Linked DNA regions of Mus musculus: region 2 is linked to region 1. A link is a loop called in an ENCODE intact Hi-C map of the cell type or tissue named here. Cell type or tissue: left cerebral cortex. All regions are shown on one strand. Links, peaks and the distances in the headings refer to the core of each region. The heading gives the core; the rest is flanking DNA.

Evidence for each region. Hi-C counts contacts between places; a loop is a spot of excess contacts. Peaks named below come from ENCODE experiments on the same cell type or tissue, not always from the same donor. Only the 100,000 strongest peaks of a DNase experiment are listed, where the experiment ranks them.
Region 2: a loop joins it to region 1, with 1.9 times the contacts of the local background. A loop is called at or near these places in 2 of 42 quality-filtered maps.

The regions. Positions count from the first base shown.
Region 1 is chr7:99,620,242-99,630,545 of GRCm38, reverse strand. It overlaps Tpbgl (trophoblast glycoprotein-like), which reads left to right and starts at 3,443. Exons shown (of 1, transcript NM_001195529.1): 1 at 3,443-6,479. The coding sequence starts at 3,898. The coding sequence ends at 5,052. In left cerebral cortex, for the core only: a CTCF peak has its summit at 4,638 (motif pointing left); DNase peaks (open chromatin) are centred at 3,531 and 4,630; H3K4me3 peaks cover 1,691 bases.
Region 2 is chr7:100,004,777-100,015,080 of GRCm38, reverse strand. Chrdl2 (chordin-like 2) reads right to left here and starts at 8,677. Exons shown (of 11, transcript NM_133709.3): 1 at 8,434-8,677. The coding sequence starts at 8,515. In left cerebral cortex, for the core only: a CTCF peak has its summit at 5,258 (motif pointing left); DNase peaks (open chromatin) are centred at 5,253 and 9,079; H3K4me3 peaks cover 604 bases.

The DNA of each region.
Region 1 (10,304 bases), core at 1,405-9,404:
CCCATCCAGGGCAGCACAAGGAGAGGACCTGGGCCTCCCCACTGTCATCACACCAGGCTGCTGGGTTGCACCTTCATCTGCCTCAAAGAAAGATAGACAGAGAGTCACCTGAAAAGGACTCCTCCAAACACACACACACACACATACACACACAAATGCACACACGCACACAGAGACAGGGAGACAGAGAGAGAGAGAGAGAGAGAGAGAGAGAGAGAGAGAGAGAGAGAGAGAGAGCAAGAGCATTTATAGTTGCTTTCACTGTATGACTGAGCAAGTTAAGGCCTTAACTGCCATGGAGTCAAGTTCAAGGCCACATATAAAGGTGGCGGCACAGATAGGAATGAGTTATATCTTATTTTCATGCCTAAGTATCTAAAAAGTCTAGGACTAAGAGGCCCTCTATCCATATACACTCTTCTTTCTTTTTTCAGATAGGAAAACTGAGGTCTGAAAACAGAGCCTTGCTCAAGAATTTCAGTGATCTTTAAGCATCTCTGAGGAGCTGGTGCCTGCTGAGTGAGGGGATACTGTTGGGTGACCCCAAAGAAGTTACCAACCTCCCTGTGTGCCAAGGTGCAATGGAGTGTAGAGTAAGCAGGGTCTTTTCAAGAAGAAAAAAGGCCTAAGTGAAAACTCTGAGCACAGGAAGGAGAATCATCTTGCAAGGCTCAGAGAGTGGCCCTGAGATCTAGTAGGATATGAATCTCAAGAACAGAAATCCAAGCTAGGCATAATGGTACTCTCCTTTAATCCTAGAACTTGAGAGGCAGAGACCAGCAGATCTCTGTGGGTTCACGGCCAGCCTGGTCTACATAGTGAGTTCCAGGCCAGCCATAGCTATATAGCAACACCGTGTCTCAAAACAGAAACAAACAAACCAAAACCCTGAAGCATGGTCCAGGCACACAGCAGCCAGTTAGTCTGCCTGGATGTGATGCAGTGCCTGCCTAGCTCTCAGCTCATGGAAAGGGCCAGCTCACCACCCACAGGCTCCCAGTCACACTGCTGAGGGAGGAATCCTGGGGCCCAGAGGACTATTATGGCAAAGAATCTTTGGAAACCTGAGCTCCAAACCTGGCTGGGAGGAAGCACTTAACCATCCAAGTGAGGGGCTCCGGGTACAGTTATAGATGAAGGATCCTCCGCAAGCTGGCCTCAAGCCAGACTTTCAGGGAAGGTTCATTCCCTGGCTCCTTCTCCATGCTGGGCCCTGAGTTGTGTCCTGACAACACAGGCATCAGATTGATCCAGAGTCCCCAGTACTAATGGTTAAAAAGCCCAAGAGAGTTGTAGTACGCTGGTCATTAAACGGAGCTCCAAACAAAGACAGGAAAACACCATTGCAAAGGAGACAAATAGTCAAAGAGCAGATACTTCCATTGACTGAGTCAGGGAGCAAACACAGCCTCAGCATCAAACAGACAGACATTTATTGAAATACCTACTGGACATAATACACTGGCAACTCCCGAAGGGAGAGAGCCCTTCTTCCAGAGAACACAACAATTCCCTCATTCATACAACACAGAGAACACGACTCCCCTTGCCTAATGATGTCCGTTCTTCTTAAGCTTCTCTTCCCCAGCTGAGGTGTTTAACACCAGTCAATGAAAGCTGCCTGCAACTATGTAACCCCTCTCCCTCGGAGAAGGCAGTCAGCAGCAATGAGAAGGCAGCCACCATGAAAACCGGAGAGGGAGTTTTGGCCTTGGCAGTGGTCTACACTTCCGTAGGGACTGGAGGCAGGTCTCCATGCAGTTAAGTGGGGGAAGCAGGCTGTTCTGGTCACTCATGATTTGAGCACTTGTGCTGTATGAGAAAAGGTACCTGTGACCTCCAAAGGCCAAGGACATAGTCCAGAGCAGGAGAGGGCCCCGTCTGTACGCATTCACTTTCACAAGAGTCTGCAAGCTGCCCCTCTAAGGCTGCAGTTGAACCTGTGTTGGCCCAGTGAGTGAACACTCAAGCACTTTGGTATGCTTCTGACTCTATGGACACATACCAGGTTACACTCAAAGCCGCTATGTACACAGGCACGAATGTGCCTGCATGTGTCTATGTGAGACACATTTGTTTGGAACTGCTGTGTGCAAGCCTCCCGTGCACATGCATGCACATCCAAGTAAGAATAAATTTGATAGACCACACATGGGCATGTGTAAGTCTGTTTGTGTAAAGTTTGCCTTTTTGTGTAGAGGCACACGTGTGTAAACTCAGGTGGCCATGTATACAGACATGTCCAGCTCTAAAAGCTACTACTGTCATCTGCTAGCATCTGGAGGTTATCATGGAGACAGGACTAGGTCAATATGAGCTGAGGGAGTCCAGCAAGATCACCAGCCTGGTCCTTAGTGTTGGTATTTGCCTGAGACCCAGGGAATGCAGGATATGCCTCAGAAAGTGGTTTCAATTTGCTGGTCGATCTTCTAAATGCAACTTCAGGGAAGAAACCAACCAGTAGTCTTCAGTTCAGGAGAAAGAGACTGACTGATGCTTATGGGGAGGAGGGGAGCCTCTATCCCAACCAGCTCTGCCAAGTAAGATACTCGAATGGCCTGCAGATCAAATGTCAGCTTCTCCAACCTGAATAATTCATGCCAAGACCAGGAATGCTCCCTCCTCTGGAGTCTGTCTCTTTAAATCAGGTCTTGAGCTTCTCAATTCTGGAGGAAAAAAAAAGTAAATAAGTAAAACCCAGAAAGAAAGAAAAACAAAACAAAACAAAACAAGCCTATTAACAGCTCAGCCCCCACCTCAGCCCTGGATTTTACCACACCCCCACCCTCCACTACAAAATCAGTTCCTGATTTTCCTGCTCCTAGAGCCCTCTCCCCAACCGGCACACCACTCAATATTGACTGGTAGGGCAATTTGGAGGGGAAGGGGCACAGTATCCTGGCAGTACTCAGTGCTGGGGCGGGGTGGGCAAGCAAAGAGCTGAATCACTCCACCCACCGCTCCCTGAGCCTAGGAGGGGCCCAGCCTGAAAGGTGGAACCAATGGGAGTGGTCTTGGCAGAGGCAGAGCAGCCTGAATTAGGGCGCGGGAGATGTGGGGACAGAGGGTGTTTTAGAACATAGAAGAGGGTCGATAAAAGACTGGACACACAGGACCTGCAGAGTTTTAGACACAGCCTAAGGGAACTGGGTTCGCAAAGGAGACATCCAAGGCTAGGGATTTTCCAGGCTCGCTCCCTTAGCACAGCTCCTTTCCTTGACTACAAGAAGAGTAACTTTGTCAGCCCACCCCTCAGCCCTGCCTCCTTTTCTAGGGACAGCTCTAAACTCTCCCACCTTCTCTGGGTGCACAGATCCACCTGCCAGGTCAGCCCTGAGGGCCCCGCCCCACGTGTGCTTCGGAGGGAGGAGGAAAGAAGCTGCCTAAACGAAGGGGGTGGGGAAAGAAGCAAGTCAGAGCTTGGGGAGCCAAACTTCTCAGCAGCTCGTGAACTAGAGAGCAGGGGAGCAAGAGAGCGCAGCGGCCCTAAGCCTGCATCTCCGGAGCCTCCCACCCCGCCTCCCTTGCGAGGAGGTGCGGAGACTCCGCTGGGGGCGGAGGAGGCGGCCAGGAGGCGGGGAGGGGGAGGCAAACCCTGCCCACTCGGCTCGGAGCCCGGAACAGCCGCGGAAGTCGGAGGCCGGAGCGCAGGGCGACGAGGGCAGCGAGGGCGGGGGGCTCCGCTCCCCGCCTGACCCCTGTAGCCCCCAGCCATCAAAGTGAAGGCTCCTCGGACTTTACAAGCTGGAGGACGGACCGGTCGGAACTGTCAGCTGCTCCGGGTCAAGGTCTAGCCCACAGCCACCTTCCCGTGCCACCCCCATCCCATCATCTCCAAACGCTCCCAATTCACTGGTGAGCGCTGCGGGCCGGGGGCTGGATGCGGGGACGGCCGCGATGGCCCCGCGCGCGGGACAGCGGGGGCTCTGGAGCCCGCTGCCAGGGCTGCTGCTCTTGGCGGCGGCGCTGAGCCGGCCCGCCGCGCCCTGTCCCTTCCAGTGTTACTGCTTCGGCAGCCCCCGGTTAATGTTGCGCTGCGCGTCGGGCGCGGAGCTCCGGCAGCCGCCCCGGGACGTGCCACCCGACGCGCGCAACCTCACCATCGTGGGCGCCAACCTGACCGTGCTGCGCGCCGCAGCCTTCGCGGGAGGGGGCGAGGGGGCGACGGACGGCGTGCGCCTACCGCTCCTTACCGCGCTGCGCCTCACACACAACAACATCGAGGTAGTAGAGGACGGTGCCTTCGACGGGTTGCCCAGCCTGGCGGCACTCGACCTAAGCCACAACCCGCTACGCGCCCTGGGCTACCGCGCCTTTCGCGGGCTGCCTGCGCTGCGCTCACTACAGCTCAATCACGCGCTGGCTCGAGGCAGCCCCGGGATGCTGGATGCACTGGACGCCGCTCTGGCCCCCCTGGCCGAGCTTCGCCTGCTGGGCTTGGTAGGCAACGCGCTGAGCCGCCTGCCACTCGCCGCGCTGCGCCTGCCCCGCCTGGAGCAGCTGGATGCGCGTGTCAACGCGCTGGCCGGCCTGGGCCCGGACGAGCTGAGCGCGCTTGAGCGCGATGGCGACCTGCCCCAGCCGCGCCTGCTGCTGGCGGACAACCCACTGAGCTGTGGGTGCACCTCGCGCCCCCTGCTGGCCTGGCTGCACAACGCCACCGAGCGCGTACCCGACGCGCGCCGCCTGCGCTGCGCTTCCCCGCGCGTACTGTTGGACCGGCCTCTGATAGACCTGGACGAGGCGCGACTAGGTTGCTCCGACGGCGATGCACACGAGAGCGGGGAAGGGATAGACGTCGCCGGCCCGGAGTTGGAAGCCTCTTACGTCTTCTTCGGGCTGGTGCTGGCACTCATCGGCCTCATCTTCCTCATGGTGCTCTACCTAAACCGCCGCGGCATCCAACGCTGGATGCACAATTTGCGCGAGGCCTGCAGAGATCAGATGGAGGGCTACCACTACCGCTACGAGCAGGATGCAGACCCACGCCGCGCGCCTGCTCCGGCCGCCCCTGCCGGCTCCCGGGCCACTTCTCCAGGCTCGGGTCTCTGAGCATCACCTCCCTAGTGGGAGGCTGTTCCTATCAGCTGATGACTTTACTTGGGCCATGCAGCCTTTCTCTGCCTGGCCTGGGCCCCGGAGATAACACACTTACGAGTTTGGATCTCTGAGACCTTTGGATCAATCGTAGTATCTCTCCCATACAGAAATTCCAAGGTGTACTCTTTCCCTGGCCTTAGAGTTTCCAGATCAAAAACCCAGAAATCTGTTTTCAGAAACAAATCCTGCCTGCCGGTCCTTACTGGACCATTGAAATTGAAATTCCTTCTCCCTGTCCAGGCTCACCCAAAGATCCTGCTCTTCCATTTTGAAATCTCTAGCACTTTCTCCACCTTTCTATATGCTTTAAGCCAGACACCCTGGCTAGATTGCACTGACCCCTGCTCCAGGGTAGAAGACCTCAGTCCCTTTCTCAGAGTTCTGGGGGGAGGGGGGGTCTACCCTTCTGGTCTCTTTGGAAGGTTTTTATGAAGTTTGAGCTTTTTGTCCCACCTCAGAACTCTGGGCTCTCCATCATGTAACCCAAATCTGAAGGCTTTCAGTGGTCTCCTCTAATCTGATTTGCTTCATACCCTGGTTCTAGCTCAGGCCCTTCCATTCCTTGCTCTTGGCTGGGTTTCAGCTCCGGCCTTGTCTCTTTCATGCCAGGGGCAAGGAAGGCTTGGTGTAGAATCCAAGCCTTAGCCTTTCTGTTGCGGCTCTAATGTCCCAACAGAGTTTGTCCTCCATCTAAAAGTCAGCTCTTCACCCCAGTCACTTTCATGCCCTGGCCCAAGTCTTAGGCTCTCAGTCCCCTTGACATCCATCGCTGGCACTTTTACCATTCATTGACCAGGGGCCAGAGAGGGCTCTTCCCCCATGGTGGGGTGCTACCCACTGCCCTCCTAGGAGATGTTCTCCCATCCTGCAGGACAAGTAAAAGCACCCCCATAGCATATAGGCAGACTTGAGGGAGGAAGGGAGCAGGTGGGGTGAGCAGGGTCTCCAATCCAGGGCCACTGGTCTGTCTGGAAACGTGAGGCTTGGAGCTGCTGCCCATCTGTGCTCTGTGCTTCACCATCCACACGGTCCTCCCCTGGGAACTCCTTGCTACCACCTCTCATGCCTTCTGGAAGGGGATGGAGTCTGACCTCTTGTCTCAGTCTCAGTGGAAAGCTTTCCTGGTCAAGGTCATGGCCTCAGTGCCCTGCCTTCTGCATGATCCCAAAGCACAATGGTGAGTGAGGGGGAACTGCCTCCCTGCCTCTCACCCTAAGTCAGGCAGAATGGCAGGCCTGTGCTGCCTCTGCACAGGAAGGTCTTCCTCCTCTGTATATCGGCTTGAGGCCCGCTGTCCCCATCCTCAACTGAGAAATCTGGACCTCCCTTGGGCTGTTTTCTATAAAGTCTGCAATAATCTCCGATGCTCTCTGCTCTTGTAAGTGGTTCTGTGTTTGTCCTACTGACCTTGGGGCATTGGTGGGCGTGAAAGGTGACAAGAGGTGGCCATTTGGGGCAGTGGCCCTTATGCACTCTCTGGAGATGTGGGAAAAAGAAACAGGCTGTGAGTACACATAGCAAGACTGAGGCTAGACACAGGGGGTGGGGGTGCTCTCCGTCATTCTCCAGCCTGCTTTTTAATGGTCTGAAACGGGCTTATCCACAGCCAGCATGAGATCTTATGCTTGCTTTACACCCTCTATCCTTTATGTGGGGTGGGTCACTGAAAGGGAGAAAGAAAGACTGACGAACCTAGCCTCAGATGAGCCTCTTGGGAAGGAGGACAGCTATAAAGGAGAGGCATTTTATTGGGGTGAAACTGTCTAAGGGGCCATTGGCTGCTGTGGACCTATCTGCTTGCTAGTGCCTCCTGTGCCAGGCTGTGCATTTTTGTTTTGTTTTGTTTGGGTTTTTGTGTTTGTTTGTTTGTTTGTTTTTGCCAGAGTGGGGCAGGGGCAGTGGCCCCCTAATAAAGGTGATTTGGGGAGACAGGCTTTAGGCTGAAGGATGGTGCTCACCTTTGACCTCGGTATTCCTAGTGTTGGTTGCTGAGGGTCTCAGAGCCCTAGAACCATGGGGCAGAATTCCGGCATGTGTTTTAGAAGTTCAGAGTCACATATGTCTAGAATGTGTGGCTTCTAACCACTGAAAGGGCCGTCCTAGTGCCATGGAAAGCCTCTGTTGTCTTCAGTGGGACACAGTGAGCTGTCTCCTTGCCTTCCCCTCCCGAGTAGATGCTGTATCTGTTCTCCACCCCCACCATTTTTCGTGAGCATCTGTCAGTGACCATCAGCATGTACCCTGTCCATCCTCTAGGAGAGAATGGTGATGGTCTTATGCAGGTTAGAAAACTACCTCTCAACAGATCACAGTACTAAAAGAGTAGCCTCTAATTACGTAGTCTCTGACTGCAGTGAATTCTGACAAATAAAACGTGCTGCTGGCTGTGGGGTCACTACCAGCAAACAAGTGGACCTTTTATGTACTGCTACTTTTGATTCTCTGCAAAGTCCTAAGAACTTAGTTTTACTGAGCCACAAAATATCAACAGATTTTTAAAAAAAAATCAATTGAAGGCCTACAGTATATGAAGTGGGGTTTTGCCTTTGTGACTTTTATGGACAGCATTAGAACCTAGCTCTGGTCTGCTATGCAATCTTCCAGTCCATATCCGCAGTCTTCCTCCTCTGCAAATCTAGCCGTTCATTTAGCCTATACTTAATACAGCTCTGCCAGTCCCAAGGAGGCTAATGACCCAGAGCGGAGACATTTGATCAAGGTCTAGGAAAAAAGAGATCGCAGGAAACTTTGAGAGCCAGAGAAAGAGCCCCTGACCTAGCCTAAAAGGATTGCATAGATGAAGTAGCATTTGAGCTGAGTTGGGGTTTATTCTATTTGGTTTCTGCAATCCTGGAGGGTCAAATCCAGATACTTACAATTACTGTACCACTGAGCTACATCCTCAAGCCCTTGGTTTGTGTTTTGTTTGGTTGGTTTTCATACAGGGTCTTGCTATGTAGCCCAAACTGCCCTTGAATTTAAGACCCTACAGTCTTATCCTCCCTAGTACTGTAACTCCAGGAATGGGCCACCTTGACCTGATACCATTCACTGAGCCTAAAGCCTCTCCCAGAAGCTGCTATGAGTGAGGAGTGGGCAGAGGCCCAGGGTATGGGGACAGCACGGATGGAGTGATAGGGAAGAAGCCATCTCTGGGATGTCCCTTTACAGAGTAGGTAGGGCAGTGAGCAGGCAGGGATGGGGGAATGTGGGTGTAACTGTCAGAGTGTGGTAGACATGAACCCGCTGCGCACTTGGAGAGACGTGGCAGCCTTCCCAGGCTGCTGTGACCCGTAAGCAGTGCGAAATTGCCTTTCAAAAAGTTCTCTATGAGAAGCCTTTCGTGTCGGTGACCCTGAGCCTACGGGTGCCCTCAGATCTGGAATGAGAGCCGGAGACGGCCAGGCATGAGCCTGAGGACAGAGTCTGAGGACTCTGAATCCGAACTAAGCACTTCTCTTCCCGGTCACTTGAACCCTTGGACCAAAATATTGGGTGAGTTTTCACTGTGCCGAGAATGCTGCTGACCTGACCGCTCTCTTTCTAGCCCAGGCTGACACTGTCCGGTAGACTCCCTTGCTTCTCTGCAGCTTCATCTTCCTTCCATTGAGGCCGAGCTGGCCTTTGATCTCTGAAGACGTGCACTCACTGAAGCCCATCTCCGTCTTTCATTAAACCAGCCTGGCAGATGCTTAGCCCTAATTTACTGGCCTGGACTTCCCCAGGCCCTGAGAAGTGCGTGGGGGGGGGGGGTGTGGGGGGGAGTTAACAATGCTGTGCTCTGAACTCCTCCTCCCTCCTCCGTGAGTCCACCCGTTTCCTTCAGCATCCTACTGGGCAGCTTTTCCAGGGGGTACTGATAAGTGGCTTGCAACTCTCTCTTCCTTGGATGGGTGTGGAGATGGAAGCTCAGTTTACTCGAGTGGAGCCTAACCCATTCAGGTTCCAGACTACACCACAGCTACCCTGTCGCTGGTCTGCCCTGAGTGTGGGTACTTGCCAGGATCATCATCTCTGAACTCAGCATCCTCTTATTCCTACGATACTGGTTCCGGAAGCCAAGCTGAACCATGAAGGCCTAGAGAGGAAAAAAGAAAGCCCATGGTTGGAGCGGGGGTAGGGCCAGGAGAAGGACGCGGAACACACACACACACCACCTGCAGCAGCTTCAAATAAGTTGCTGGAGTTCTGACCTGGTTTCTTGGAGGTAGCAGCTGTGCTGGGGGCTATGTCTTCCATGAGAGAAGCAGGGGGCTGATTCTGGACGCCTGAGCTCAAGGCCCCGACTTTCCTTCCACCCTCCTGCATCTGCTCTGCTGGCACCCGCTGAGCACAGGGCTCATATGAAAAAACCAAATCTTATTGCTGTCCCAAGTCCAGATGGTGCCATACAGGGTCACTGTGATTGTAGCCATTCGTGCACATAATGTTAGGGAAGGTCCTGAGTTGACCATTTAAACTGGGAAAGTTTGATGTAAAAGGACTCACTATCAAATAATCACAAGGGAGAAATTAAAAATAATAACAGTTATATGGAAATCCAGGCACGGTGGCACACGCCTGTAACCCTGGCTATTGGGAGACAAAGCAAGAGAACTACCACAAGTTTGAGGACATCCTAGGCCAGAATGAGACCTCAAACAACCACAACAGTGGGGGCTGGAGAGGTGGCTCCGTAGCTGAGCTCATTTGCTGCTCTTGTAGAGAACCAGAGTTTGTATCCCAGCACCCAGGGCAGGTGCTCACGACAGTTCCAAGGACCTAGCACCCTTGTGTGACTCCTCAGACACCCACATATTCATGCATATGCATGCAAATGGGCACAGCAGACATATAAATAACATTCAAAAAGTTTTCCAATTAAATCTCAAAGGAAGAGGAGGAAGAGGGAGAGGGAGAGGAGGAGGAAGAGGAGGAAGAGGAGGCTGAAGAAATGACTCGAGGGTTAAGAGCACTTACTGTTCTTCCAGTGATACCAGTTTGGTTCCCAGAACCTACATTGGGGTCACAACTGCCTATAACTCCAGATCCAGGGGATCTGACACCATCTTCTGGTCTCAAAACCTCCTGTACATACACATACAGACAAACACAAAAATAAAAACTTAAAATGTTTATTTCATTTTTTAAATAAGCAGGCTAAATAGGTAGAGTGCTTTTCCTAGCATGCACAAAGCCCTGGCTTTGGTCCCCCAAACTGCATA
Region 2 (10,304 bases), core at 1,397-9,396, 380 kb before region 1:
CTATAATGTAAAAGTTGCCTTTGGGGCCTCTCTCCTAACTTCTGGTGGAGCATCTTGGAAATAGGGGTTCGGAATCCTGTTCCCTCAGGCTTTCAAGCTCACACCAAGGGCTATCCTCTAACCAAGGAAAGCTTACATGGGAACTTTCATACACAAACCAGGGTGGGCTGAAGAGGGCCACCCTGACACCTCCATGGTGGTGGATTTCCTAGGCCATTTCTATACCTTAGGAAGTTGTTTAAAGAGGAAAAATTCTGGTCTTCCTCTGGCTTCTCACACAGCTCCTGCTTAGCCCTCTTGACCTCTCAGAACAAAGCTTTGGGGTCATTGTTATGTTGCCATAGTCTGGGCTTTAGTGGGCCATGGAGGACTTAAGGGGACACACAGGTTAGCTTTCTCCCTACCTGCTTCCCACCAACCCACCGTGGACAGTGGCACCAAACAGCAGGTCCTATCCCCCAGAGCCAGCAATGCCTGGCTGGCCTGGCTCACCCGTATCAAATGAGCCGTGTTTATCTCTCAGCCTCCCCTGGCAGAGGGTGGAACCCAGGCCCAGCTGGGGTGCTGGCTAGAACCAGTCCAACTCTCCAAGGAGTGAATAATGTCTTTCTTCCTCAGTCCCCTCCCCCCACGAGGGAGGATTGATTGCAACACCGTGACCACCTTAGGTCTCAGTCAGTTGCTGAAGAAACCGTGTCCTACCTTCCTCAGGCGGTCCTAAAGCCTTGGGCTTCTGTGCCAGTTGGCATGCCTTCCCTTCCCTGCCTGTTCAGAGTGTGAGGACAGGAGCCACTCAGTCAGGGCTCCTCCCTGCCACCAACATGCCTGGCAGAAGCTGGGTCTGTGGGGGGCCTGGCAGGAGGCCTTTGGTGGCCACATACTCCACCCTACCATGCCCTCTAAGGTGCCTGGAGCGCTTTCTTCCTTTAGGGAGGTGCGTGCCCAAGGCCATGTGAAACCAGGAGGGGAGGAGACTGCCAAGCACAGCCGTCCTGGTTCCAGTGACCTCGGCAGGAGCAGGAGCTCCCGTACAAGGCTGTTGGAAGGAGTAATCACTCCTGAAGCTGCCAACACACAGGGTGAGGTCCAGAAACATCTTACCTTCTCTGATCCTCAGTTTCTCTATTTGGAAGATACTCAGGGGCAGGCTCTGGTCTCCAGAGGTTTTCTACGTAGTCTATGAATCCATGATTTCAAGTTTCTAAGATTCACTATTGGGAGTTGCATGTTTGTAAAAGGCTACATTTCATTACACCATGAAGCTTCTAATCAACTTGTTTGATGCTGTGGTCATGAAGTGGATGGATTATTTCACACTTCTTTGAGATTCTGATGGCTACATCCATCCCAGGGGCTAGGGCCCTCCAAGGTGTATTAGGATGAAGTTCTGGGAGCCACTGGGGCCAAGCCTGAGTGCCACAGAGAAGGAGGCAGGATGCTCTTCCCATCTCCATCCCTTGTCCTCCATGGCCTTCTGCCTTCTCTCCGGGCCCTAGCAGTCTTCTCTCACCCATCACCATTCTCTTCCCACCCACCTGTGTCCAGCTCTAGCTGTCTGTCTATATCAATCTGTGTATCTATCTATGTATCTGTTTATCTGTGTATCTATCTATGTATGTGTCATCTGTGTATCTGTTTATCTGTGTGTCTATCTATGTATCTGTGTGTATGTATGTATGTATGTATGTATGTATGTATGTATGTATGTATCTATCTATCTATCTATCTATCCATAAGCATGTCTTATTTTCAGGACCTCTGTAGTCCCAGTGGCCAGGGCTTAACTCATAGTCTTACTTTTACTTGAAGCCCTCGTTGAGTGAAGCTACTTAAGCATCTCATGGCTAAGTCCACATCTGTTCAGTGGGACTTGTAGTATACAGTGTCTTGGGTTAATCTAGAATTAAGTCAGCTCCTATACACACCATGCTTAGCGTCTGACACAGGTTACAATATATGTTCATTTAAGTAGTGCCTAAGACCGCACTGACAAAAACCAGAACTGGGTGCTGACTCTACACTTCCTCAACAGTCTGTCTCCCCTGGTATTTATTTTCAGAGTTCTCAGGGCCTCCTCCAGCACCTCCTAGCCATGAATATCATAATTCCCCAGAGGTCATATCTCCAAAGTGTCCTTGTTCACGGAGCTCCTAGCTCCTAGCTTCACTCACAAGCCAGTCCTGCCTCCCTTAACATCACCAGCACCTATCTGGACCTCAGCTTGGGATGCAGAGTGGCAGATGAGCTGAGAGTGGCTCAGAAGGTTGTGCAGAGACTGGGAAGGCAGGGGTAAGAGCGGAGGAGGAGGGGAGGGAGCACACGATGATGCCTTGCAGTCAAGAGGGCAAAGGCCAGCTGTGGAAAGCATTAGCTGGGTTAGAAGTGTCACTGTGGGCCTCGGGAGTCGAAAGATGACTTCAGGGTCAGAGGGCAAGGGATCGGGGAAGTGCAATGGCTCTCACCCTGGCGAGTTAGTGCCACAGCAAATCTAGGGCTGGACCTAAAGGGAAGCAAAGGTACAGATGGAAGAAGCATGTGTGTAGGTTTCATGGGGGCAGGCTGTAAGGCAGACTGGGTGAGATATGAGGTGGAGAACCCAGAGGAACAATCAAGGAGAGGATGGCGGTTGCTCGAAGCTCCCTGCAAGCCAGAGTGCAGGCACAGCAGCCTGTGCCGCTGGCAGCATGAAAGTGACAGAAAGTGGCAGAGTGACAGAAAGTGATCACAGTGGTTGCAGCTCCTGGCAGGGACCAGAAAATTACATATCAGTGACGGCAGGGCACTTGGCACCACATGCAGTGAGTGTCATTATCATTAGTAACAGGGAAGAAACTTCCTGCGGTTCGCTCATCTGTGGAGCTTCAGCAGCTCAAGTCTTACACTCAGCGGGCCTAGAGCCTGACTCGCAAAGAAGACAAATAGATGTGGGACACAGTGGTGTGTGTGTCTATGTGTGTGTGTGAGTGTGTGTGTGAGTGTGTGTGTGTGTCTGTGTATGTGTCTATGTGTCTGTGTGTCTCTGTGTGTGTGTGTGTCTGTGTATGTGTCTGTGTGTGTGTCTGTGTATGTGTTTGAGTGTGTCTATGTGTGTGTGTGAGTGTGTGTGTCTGTGTGTCTGTATGCGTATAGGGTGGGGGGGTGGGGAGAAAGAGAAGACTAGAGACACCAGGTAGGATTTTGGAAGTGTTAACAAGGAGCAAGAAGGGGAGTGGCTTGACAGGCATCCAGAGCCACCTGCAAAGGCACAGAGATGGAGTGACTATGACTAGGACAGAGAGGACCTTGAGAGGGGGTCAGAGGTCACAGGAAGCGCCCACATTCATAGACCATACCTGGGCGCCTTACTTTGACAGACTGGACATATTTGGAATTAGATTATCTGGTCTCAATTCTGGGTGGCAATATTTGCCAGACAGACCCCAGATAGCCCCTGGTCACCCCCTCAGGCTGTCTCTGAGCTGGCTCCCGGATACGTTTTTAATCACTACTGTTTGTGGTGACCCTGTTTTCAGGCTCACCTCCTCTTGCTTGCCTCTCGCTCATCACACTTCAAGGTCTTCTCACTGATGTCTCCTCTGCCTGGAGGACACTGCCAGGGTTGGGCTGGCCCCTCCCCCACTTCTCCAAAGACAGTTTCCATGACACCATTTCCACAAAGCCACCCCAACCCTGTAGGTCCCTGGCTTCACCTTCAGGACTGAGTTAAGCTTGGTCACAACACTGTCCGAATTCATAGCAATTAGAAACACGGGTTGAGTGGATTTGTCTTCTATACCAGACTGTGTGAGAAGAAGGAACCAATGTTGAACCTCTGCCTGGTTCAGAGCCTGCATAGAGTTAGTGCTGCATGAGTGACCCAGTGGATGGATGGATGAAGTTGAGAGAGAGAGAGAGAGAGAGAGAGAGAGAGAGAGAGAGAGAGAAAGAGCAGCGACAGCAGAAGAGCCAATTATGGTCTTTAATCCTGGAAACCTCTCTCCTTAACAACAACAAACACAATGTTATTGCATGGGAGGAGAACAAGGCCCTTTCAGCAGGTATATCTTGCCACATGACATGAATTAACCTTTGACCTCCCCTTCCAGCTCTTGGCCACTGACTCTCAAACCGCCTGCCAAACCAAAGAACAGAGTGTACCCAGAGGTCGGGAGCCTGGGGCTGCTGAGGGCACAGATCATTCCCTGATCTTTATGAGGGGATCTCAAGTGTCCCCTCCTAGAACATCCTACAGTCTGGCCCAGTGTGGGCAAGGTCAAAGGCGGAGAGGATGCCTAAAGACTCTTCCAATAGCAATCATGAAAGACAACCAGTAGCAGCTTCGAGGGAGGCTGGAGAAGGCCATGGACACATACCCGGAGGTGCAGGGAGAGGACAGTGAGGTCTGGAATCGGAGCAAGAGCTCAGCAAAGCTGAGTGAGCTGGACTGCCCAGGAATGCGGGCGTTCAGATCCCACTTCCCCCATACAGCCGTCCTTTGTTTACACAGGCAGATTCACTTCCCTCGGCAGTAGCTTTTCCCTGGGCTCTTGCTTTCCTTGAGGGTTGCCTCTTAATGATACAAGAAAGGCCTCAGTGGCTAAACTGTGTGAAAGGGATACACTTCTTTGAATATATCTCTCTTCATCTGGACAGACAGACACTGAGGAGCACAGATGGACTTCCAAGGACAAAATCACTGAGCCAGGAAGGGCATCTCTATTACCTATCAAAGAGAAGTGTCTGCATTCTATTTTGCTTGACTATACACACTTAGAGCCATAGATTCCTAGAAAGTTATGAACTCAGACCATATCCAGTCCCTTTACTCTAGAAAAAGAGAGCCCCAGCGAGGGAGGAATCAGGACCTGTCAGAGATCCCTGCTCTGTCCCCGCATAGACTCCACAACTCATAGCTCTGGAGAGGACGCTGACAGGGGTGCCCAACCAAGTGACAGGGCCAGAAGAAATCGGCTTCGACTTACGAGCAAACAAACTTGGCTGAGACACAATGAAGAACTCCTGAATACAAGAATGCGCAACAGGTTCGGGTCCTACCCAGAGTGGTGTCTGATCTTTGTGCCGCATCTCCGAGGGACATCTCGCTCACATCAGTCCTCCTCTTTGGGAGTTCAAGATATTCTAGGTCCTTTCTCTGAGCCGGCGCCATAGCCGGCGGCTGAGGGAACCTGAGAGGCCAGCCCTGAACAGGTGCAACAGCTGGAGCAACGGCGCAGCTGTCTTGGGGCTTGCAGCTTGGAGCCAGTGAGTGAGGCAGAGACCTCTACTGGTGGGAGCAGGGAGGTGCAGAAGCTCGTGCCTAGAGACCCAGCCACAGGACCTTGCCCAAGGCTGAACTTCAAGCCTTTCTTTACCGGCTCTCTGCTTAGTTTAGCACATCTGGACAGATGAATAGAGATGTGACTAAGCTGGACAGCAGAACAGGATTCTATATTGGTAAGCATCTCATGACACATATTTCCCCACACCTGCCCCACCCCAGGCACTTTTTCATAGGTACTGTTCATCTATTCCTCCCCACAGGGCAGAATTCTTACACTCTCCCAACGCCCACTCCCAAAGTCACATGGACTCAGGTTGAAGGCAAGGATGTCTTGATCTCAGAGACAGTCAGTGCTACCATGGTCCCCAAACATCACCTGTTTAAGGACAAGCATCATACCTTATAGGTGGCAAACAGAGGCCTGGGAACCTTACATTTGGAATCAGAGGAAGATGAAGCGCTGGGACCCTGATGCTCCAATGGTGCCTGTGCCTTTGGAACCACACCATCCTGTAGGAACTACGTTCTTGTTCAGGCCTGCTACTGGGCTCTGAGATTCTACCACCTGAGAACTGAAGCTCCAGTTCCCATAACACACACACCCTTGAGGGTTGATGTCTGACTTAGAGACTGACCCTTTCTTGGAAGTAACATTAGATAAGAGAAGAGACTCATGAAGCTTGTTAGGCAGTTTGTAAGGACACGGTGCAGAGAGGAGCAAGTACCAGAGAAGGTCCTGGAGATGAGTTGGGAATGTGGCCACTTCTGGGTCACAGAGGGGATGCATGACCAGGGTGGAACCACACAGATGTGACTCCACCTGGAACTGGGATCAGCACCAGTCAGAAATGAGGCCAGAGCCTCCAGCCTCAGGTGGAACTGGGGATCAGTCAGTGGTGAGTGTCAGACAGTTAGGGCTCAGTGTGGCTTAGCTTGGACTCAGTATGGATCTGCAGGTGGAAGTAGAGCCAGAGAGAATAAATAACCTTTGCCGACCGAGCATCCTTGGACTTCAGGTAAGGAGTATGCCAAAACCCCGGCTCACTTGCCCTAGACATACTTAACGGTGTGGCTGGCTTGGACCTAAGAACACCCATCTGTTGGCACCATTTGTAAAAGCACTTTGGATGTCACCAGGGGACTTCTTACACACCACAGGCTTGAGATCTCTCTTACCCTAAGACAAGAGCTTTCATGCAAGACCTTAAAATAGGATACCAGCAGGAGACTTGCAAAATTCTTAGACCTACAGCACCAATCATCATTAGGTTCAGAGATACGGGATGTGTCCCAATTCCCACGGCCAACAAATGACGGGACCTGGGTTAGGATCTAGGTCTCTGTTCCTTCCTTTGTGGCCTTGTAGCAGACCCTCCTTCAGATGAACTGTGAAAGGAGATAATCCGATAGTAGACACAGAAGAGAAAGCTCTTTCAGCCATGACACCACCAGGATCTTAATGCTCCTCCCAGAATGCCAGGCCACCTCGCTTTAGTGATAGTCATTTTCTTGAGTGTCTGGGGTTCTGTATTTATGGGGGAGGTAGCCAACTGAAGAACCTAGTGACAGAAACAGACAGGAAGGCTCTTGGAGGCACAGAGGAGGGGAGGTCAGAAAGGGAGCTGGTCACCAGGTAGAATTTTCTGGAAGAGGTGTCTGAATTGTTGAAGGTGGTCATGGTGGGCAGACGGGGGCTTTGAGTACTTCTGAGCCATCATCAGAGTGGTTCACCCAGGGCAATGGTATTGGAAAGGAAGCTGCAGGGCCAGGGTCAAGTCCAGGGCAGGCATGGCAGTCCTCTGAGACTAAGTCTCCTTCAGTGGACAGCAGGCAGGCTAGGAGGAAACTCTCAGGGCTTAAGGAAGGAGGGGGTATTTACTGAATATTTGACAGTATGCATCTGAAAGCATCACTCCCTTTAGTCCTCCCCCACATCCTTAGACCTTGGTTAGTAGCTCTTGTTTGCCGATGAAGAAACTGAAGTTCACAGAAGTTTGAAAAATGACTCAGGTGTAAGAGGCAGTCAGGAATTGAAGCCAAGTCTGAGCTCTCTGTGTTGTCTTATGAGACATGAGGGTGTCCATAATTCTCATGCCACTGACAGGCTAGGGGACGTCAGACAGACATGCAACATTTCCATTCCCAGAAGCAGGACAGAATCTAGCCTCACTAGCTCCACAAAGCCAGTAGCCAGTCAGAAGCAGAGCTGGCAGGTGGAGCCAAGCCTGGAAAAGGTTGTCAGCTAGGGGGTGGGGACCTGGGTCTTCAAGTTTGGTGGCCTGGAGCAAACTACTGTCCTTGTTGGGCTCTGTTTCTTTATTGGGGAGGTTCAGAAGGAGTCACCAGCATAAGGAGGGGCAGTTAGGAAACAGAGGCTGTGGTCCTGCATAACCTACTGTTTGAAGTGGAAACTCTGGGGGCTTAGGCAGCTGATACACTTTGATGAGGCCACCTTGTAGCATCTCTATACAAGCTGCTCTGCCTGCTCCCTGTCATTTAATACATTTAACGGCTTTAAGAGGCTCCTATTTTATAGATTAGAAAAGAGATGGTGAGGTGCCCTCCGTGTCTGACCCATCAGCTGGCACACAGTGAGGCTGGGAAGATGAAGAACCTCATCTTTTTTCACCACGCCCCGATGCCTTCCAGTCTCACAGCCCCACATCGGGGTGTCTCCCAGACGCTGTAAAGGCAGGATTTGGAATTAGACTCTTGGCTTTGGATAGCTTACCAGCTTCGGAAACTTTCTTCTCTTTGCCCTGCCGATTTTACTCATCAATTAAATGTAATGATGACACCTCATGGAGTGTTGTGAGTATCAAAAGCGATAATGGACTCCACTTTGTTCATCTTTCAGCCCAGGAGCTCATCAGCCTTTCCGTCTTTCACACTCAACACATCAGGCTGCTGGGAGTAAAGTCCCTTCCCACAATGCACACTGCTCTTCCCCCAGCAGCACCCCAGAAAGAAACTCTGCCAAACTTTTCTCCCCCCAAGACTCACCAGCCCACACTGGTCATGGAGCAACATCTACCCCTGCTATGCAGGTGCTGCCTGGATAAATGCAAGCGTTAAGGGGTCCCCAGGTCCTAACTAACATCTTCCAGCAAAGTACATCCCACTGGTTCGCATCCCTCCCCTGCCTGCCCAGACTTTGCCTGGTTTCTACTTACGGGATAGTGCTTGCGAGTCCAACGGGAGCCAGAACATCACGAGTCCCAGCAAAGAGGGGATGATCCTCACCCCGGGAACCATCCTTCCTTGTCCCAAGGTCAGACAACCCCGGGATGAGCCGGGAGAAAGTGAGATAAGGACACAAGTAAGTCCTCAGAGGACCAAGTAGGACCGCTGCTTGAGGAGTCGGAAAAGCAAAGATGAAGAGGAGCCAAGGACAGGAGAGGTCTAAGGTGAGGATGAGAGGACGGTGGGGAGGGGACGAGGAGAAGAGAGAGAGAGAGAGAGAGAGAGAGAGAGAGAGAGAGAGAGAGAGAGAGAGAGAGAGAGAGAGAGAGAGAGAAATTAGTTGGGGAAATGAAGAAAAAGGCTATGGCAGAGAGGGAGAAGGTGCTAGCTAGAGAACCGGGATCTGCGGGGTGCGGTCACCGGGGTGCAGTGTCCCTGTGGCGCTGGCTGGCGGCGGCGCGGCGGCGCGGGGTCCGGCGCGGGTCTGGGGCGCGGTGGGGCGACAAGACCCTCGGTGGCGGCGCGGGGGAGGTTGAGCGCTGCCGCTGTGCACGCCTCGGGCGCCAGACGCCGCGCTCGGGCGCATTTGTACTTTGCCGCGGGAAGCCTGCAGCCCTGGGCCGCCCTAATGCTGGCGCCTCCTCTGAGGCACCGCGAGCTCGTGGATTGGCCACGAGAAACAAGCCCATTTCTCCCCCTCCCCTTTAGTGCAGGGCTGGGAACCTTCGCTCCAGGCAAGGCGCCGAGTGGAGACGAGGGGGCTGGGGAGGGGGAAGGGGGCCACAGACGCCCCGGGTTTTAACCCCTGGCTCCCCGCGGTACGCAGCCTGCAAGGGGAACCAACCCAGTTAGATTTCAGATGAAACTGAGTGGGGAAGGTCATAGTACGGGTCTGGGAATCTCAGGATTGGGTATTTGGTGGGGGAGTGCAGAGACACTTGCCATTTTGAACACAGTCTGTGTGCTTGCACATAGCGCCTAGGAGAAAGGTTTTCTCTCCAGCACTAAGATAATGATTTGAGTTACTTTAAAAGTCTTCAATATCGTCCTGCAAATGTCGCAAAGGATTAAATAAGATTTGGAACATCAAAGCACTTCAACTTTGGAGGAAAGCCATTTCAGGTACCTGGAATCTCCCATTGGCAGGTGGTGGTCCTAGGCATCATCCCCAGATGAGAGGTAGCTTTGCTATGGAGTCACTGCTGCTACCACTTACCAAGCAGCCCAGGATGAACTCTTTCTACAGGCGAGGCCCCACTGCTCTGCATGCGCCAGTGACAGCCAGGGTCAGAGCTTTGTCCTTTCACCAGAAGGTGAGCACGCTGATCCAGAACCCCAGCAGCCTGGGCAGGCTGTTGCTCCAGACCTCATGTTAGGTGAGCTCCTGAACTAATAGGACCCTAAGAAAAGAACAAGCTCTGTCCACCCCAGAGCACACAGGCTCTGCAATGAGAGGGCAGACTCAAGGTGCTGGCGCCATCCACAGCTTGCTGGGCCACTGTGGGCAAACACAGTCGTCCTGGCTTTGGACCTTGATTCCTGAGCATCTCTTACACAGCTACCAGTGTCTCAGACCAGGACAGGTGTAAGGATGGAGAAGTGGCAGGCCACACCCCATTCCAGGTTATCTGACTGGCAGGGTTAAGGCTGCACTCCTCACGCCAAGTGAGCAGTGGGAGGAACCAGTGACCAAGAAAGCCCCTACTCAGGGCTCTCAGAGTGAAGACAAACATGAGCTCCTTCCAGTCCTCCTCTGACTTAGGTTCTCCTTGTCAAAGCTCTCCTCCACTCCACCCTCCTGGATACAGTGTTTGCTAAGAAGTAATCTCCCCCCCCCCCCCCGTCTCTGCTAATGTGTGCT